Linked DNA regions of Homo sapiens: region 2 is linked to region 1. A link is a loop called in an ENCODE intact Hi-C map of the cell type or tissue named here. Cell type or tissue: HCT116. All regions are shown on one strand.

The links. Hi-C counts contacts between places; a loop is a spot of excess contacts. Peaks named below come from ENCODE experiments on the same cell type or tissue, not always from the same donor. Only the 100,000 strongest peaks of a DNase experiment are listed, where the experiment ranks them.
Region 2: a loop joins it to region 1, with 3 times the contacts of the local background. A loop is called at or near these places in 3 of 110 quality-filtered maps.

What each region holds. Positions count from the first base shown.
Region 1 is chr3:138,698,251-138,700,750 of GRCh38, reverse strand. It overlaps PIK3CB (phosphatidylinositol-4,5-bisphosphate 3-kinase catalytic subunit beta), which reads left to right. Exons shown (of 24, transcript NM_006219.3): 13 at 1,656-1,844. Among named protein-coding and RNA genes, the nearest start is that of FAIM, 91 kb to the right of the region's middle. In HCT116, CTCF peaks have their summits at 1,213 and 1,413 (motif pointing left); a DNase peak (open chromatin) is centred at 1,390.
Region 2 is chr3:138,179,525-138,182,024 of GRCh38, reverse strand. No RefSeq gene overlaps it. Among named protein-coding and RNA genes, the nearest start is that of DBR1, 5.9 kb to the right of the region's middle. In HCT116, a CTCF peak has its summit at 1,239 (motif pointing left); a DNase peak (open chromatin) is centred at 1,224.

The DNA.
Region 1 (2,500 bases):
ATCTCTATCTATCTATCTATCTATCTATCTATCTATCTATCTATCTATCTATCTATCTTTTTAGAGTCAGGGTCTTGCTCTGTTGCCCGGGCTGGAGTGCAATGGTACAGTCATAGCTCACTGCAGCCTTGAACTCCTCTTCTCCCCCATTCATCTCTTTTTTCTTTCTTCTTTTTTTTAACTTATAGGAGATGGATTTGTGATTTCCATTTATTCGATGATTTGTAATTAGTTACTGTCATTTATCTTAATGTTTAATTTATCCCAGATCTGGCTCATGGGAGCCCATTTAAGCTGTCTCTTGTCTCTTTTTGCTTTGTCCCTATCATTCTTTGAGCATTTCTTTCTTTCCGATACAACAGCGTATTCCACACTCATCTAGTACTTTCCCTACCCCAGCCTTGGAATCAGGCATTTCTCCGGAGAGTTTCATTTTTTATATTCAGTTTATTCCTTTTATTTGTGAAAAGTATGTAGGGATGGATGGATGGATGGATGGACGGACGGATAAACAAACGGATGGAATGGATTGACAGTGTCTCGCTTTGTTGCCCAGACTGGAGTGCAGTGACACGATCATGGCTCACTGCAGCCTCAACCTCCTGAGCTCAAGTGATCCTCCCACCTCAGCCTCCTGAGTAGCTAGAACTGCAAGCACATGCCACTATACCTAGCTATTTAAAAATTTTTTTTTAATTTCTATTTTTTTTAGTAGAATTAGGGGTCTCACTTTGTTGCCCAGGCTGTTCTTGAACTCCGGGGCTCAAGCAGTCTTCCTGCCTTAGCCTCACAAAGTGCTGGGATTACAGGCGTGAGCCACCATACCTGGCCTGTGTAAGATCTAGGCCCTGGATATGCTCATTGCCCCTGGGTATAAAGTAAGTAAGTGCTCCTTGGAGAATGCAGGGGTGCAGTTGCTTCCAGGCCCTTTTGTGAAACAGAGCTAGACAGTATATATTTGTTTACCTCCATATGTTTGGGAAAATAAACATACACAGAGATATATTTATTTATCCATCTATTAAAGACCATGAGTTCTCATCAATACCTCTAATATGGATCCATTCCCACTGTATATTTTCTAGTCTTTGTCTTTTCATATTTGTAATTCCCTTTTCTAATGATGAGAAATCTGGATTTCTGTTAACTTTGGTGTATTTACTTATTTGCTCAATCCCCTGTTTGTAATCAGTCTTCTAGTCTTATAACTGTCTTCTTAGTCTCCACCTCATTATCCTTTTTTTTTTGTATTTTGTATTTTTTGTAAAGACGGGTTTTCACCACGTTGCCCAGGCTAGTCTCAAACTCCTGACCTCAGGCAGTCCACCCACCCACATTGGCCTCCCAAAGTGTTGGGATTACAGGCGTGAGCCACCTTGCCTGGCCTGACTTGGATTTTTATCCAAAAAGCAATACTGCCACCCAGTGTTTGCACAGTTTACATTTTTAGATTTTTAGAAACTGTTTTAAGAATCTCTTCATCCTTAGCTTAGAAATTATTAAAGGATCTACCTTTTTTTTTTTTTTATGGAATTATATTTTTGTATCTCACATACTTAGGTTCATTTATTATATATAAATATATATAAATTTACTGAAAGTTCGCTGTGGTGTTTGCACAATTAAATTCTATAATGAGCATTTTACTTTTTTAGAGTCGAGGTGGAAAAAAGTTTCTTCCTGTATTGAAAGAAATCTTGGACAGGGATCCCTTGTCTCAACTGTGTGAAAATGAAATGGATCTTATTTGGACTTTGCGACAAGACTGCCGAGAGATTTTCCCACAATCACTGCCAAAATTACTGCTGTCAATCAAGTGGAATAAACTTGAGGATGTTGCTCAGGTAACAAAAGATCGTTTCTATAACTTTTTTTGGGTGTATGGTACTTGGTTGGATTCACATAAAGTATCCTTTTCTCATAGGTATATTTTCATAGATAGGATAATTTAAGCAGGAGAAATTTTGAGGTTTTAAACTCTTATACTCCAAGTAATGGACCAGAACATTTCCAGAATTTAAAAATCTCAGATTTTGGGTAGGATTGCCATACCTTTCACCAAATACAATTGAAACATTGATCTTGGGACAATTATCTATCAAAAGTACCACTTTCTAAGACGTGGGTACCTTCTACCAGCTTCATCAGTGAACTCCAGAGTTTTAAATCTTTTAGACTCTTTGCAATGACTGTTCTAGAATGAATGTCCATTGTTTGAAAATTACATCTATTACAGAGAATAATATTTTAGATAATATATCATTCAGGTCAATTTTAACATTCATTTCAGTTGTCCAGTATTGCTGAATGTATGCGTTTTGACAGAATAGAAAAAAGACCATTTTGCTTCAGAAACCCACCAAATTTTAGTTCCCTGATTTAATTTTCAAGACCCTGCCAAAAAGCACTGGCATTTATTCAATTCAAACAACCCACCAGTGCTCAATAGAAAGACCTTTGAAATGGGTTTTTTAATCAGAACAAATAAATTTGGTCTACT
Region 2 (2,500 bases), 520 kb after region 1:
TAATTGGATCTCAGAAAAGGGAAAACTTTTTTTTCTTTTGCTATAAAGGACATCAATGGGAAAATTGGAAAAATTTGAATAAAGTCTGTAGATAAGGTATCATTGCTAATGTATTGATTTTGATAATTGTACTGCTGTCATGGAAAGAATGCCCTTGTTTTTAGGAAATACACAATGAAAAATGTAAGTGTAAAAAATTGAGTCACTGTGGATTGAGCAACTGTTTTTCTTTAATAATGAAAAAGAAACTCTTTTAATTTATTTTAATAATGAAAAGAATTTCACAAAAGAGAACCTAGCTAAGGATCCTGGAAATTTATTCATTTGACAAAACATAGATAGATAGATGATAGATAGATAGATAGATAGATAGAGATATACTAGGTACCTACTATGTGCCAGGCACAATGCCCAGGAGTGGAATACAATTATGAACAAGATGGATATATTCCCTGTTTTCACAGAGCTTTCAGGCAAGAAGTAGAGAGTCAAGCTAACAAGTCACTACACTGTAGGGTGGTAAGTGAGAGGGTGTGGGGCCAAGGGAGTACATAGGAGAGAAACCTCACCAGAACTGAGATCATAGGAGGGCCTTATGGTAGAGCTGGCACCCAAGCTCTGACCTGAAGTGTAAATAGGAATGAAGCAGGCAAAGCCCTGCATGCTATTCCACACAGATCATGGCTCATCCGTGAACATTTGTCTAATCGAACAATTAAGATACTACTTCCCTGGATATAGATGTGGAAACACTGGCAGATTGTCCAAAATCATATTAGGACAAGAGCCCCAATTATTTATAGGTGAAGAAGAAACACTCTATATACTATCAGCCCATCTTTGATGGTTATATGACCTTCTGGATTGCCCAGGTAATAGAAAGGCTCCCCTACTTCCCTCAAGCAAGGGTGACCACATTAGGCAGATGCATTTCAAATGGGGAAGCAATAATAACAAATTACACAAAACAGATCTGATCTTTTTACCACTTAACAATACAGGAACATAATTTGGAAGCCATAAAACCTATACACAGGAGATATTCCTTGTTTTTTTCCTGCTAAAATCAGAAAGTCTACCAAATTTCTGATAAGTTCAGAGATTAGAGACACCACAGGACTCTTTTATCTGTCTGTGATGTTTGCTTTTCTGTACAATTACTGACTACAGTTTTACTGCATCAGGCATAGGTCTCTGTCTCTCAGCTTTCTTGTAGCGTGCTGCCATCAGGTGGTAATAGGTGCCATAATCACTTAGTTCAATTATAAGATATGGATAGCAATGATGAATGTTTTTCCTGATGTTTGTTAACACTTTACTTATAAGCGAATTTGAAAACCCATTGCCCAAATACACCATAGTGCACTCCCTTATTTCATGCAGGTTTCTGCTCAATATGTCACCCTAACAGCAAGGCCTTCCTGAACTACCTTGTATTAACTACTCTGCAACATTTCCTGTCCCTTTACACTGCTCCATTTTTAATCATCCATCTTTTAAACACAATTCTTCCTTCCTGAATTCTTATTTTTATTCACCTCTTATTTGGCTGGATTTCATTATAGTCTTTTTTTTTAGGAAGGGTCCATGAGTGTTGTCTCCCTGGAGTTCTTTTCAGTGGTCAAAAACATCTGCTTGCTGCCTTTTACATGAATAACATCTTGACTGGCATATCATACAGGAAAACAGAATCCCTTCTAAGTTTTTTAAACAAAAAGATGACAAGTTATTGGAAGACCTAAAGTTGCAAACAGGCAGGGTTTATTTTACTTGAGATCAGGAGCTGCAGAACGTTCATCACCACTGAAGGAGCTTAGGGTGCTGGCTGCCACTGAGAAGGTCAGGCTTGTCTGCTGCTACCACAGTTGCCAGAGACAGAAAAGAAACAGCTTTTACCTTTCCTCTACCTCCTAATCTCACACAAGTGCCTCCCACTTGTAAAACCTAATCCAGAACTAAGGTGGCAAGGGAATCCAAAAAATGTGGTTCCTTAGCTTCTAGCCCCTGCAATACAGGTATGAGCAGAGAAGTAAAGATATATATATATCTTTACTTATATATATATATGTAATTTGAGAATAAGTTTCAGAAATGATGTCCATTTACACCTAAATATTTCAGTGTGTGTTTCCTGAAAACAAGGAATTCCTTTATATAACACCAGTGAAATGATCAAAATTGGGAAATTAATGCTAATATCCTTCTATCTAATTTGCAGATCTTATTCAGATTTTGTCAATTGCCCTAATAATGTTTTTTTTTTTTTCTGGTAAATCTCTCTTTTTTTTTTTTTAAGACAGGGTCTCGTTCTGTCACCCAGGTTGGAGTGCAGTGGCATGATCATGGCTCACTACAGTCTTGACCTCCCCGGCTCAAGTGATTCTCCTACCTCAGCCTCCTGAATAGCTAGGGACACAGGCACCCACCATCACACCTAGCTAATGTTTTCTTTCTAATTTTTTTGTAAAGGGTTCTCATTATGTTGCCAGGGTGTTCTCAA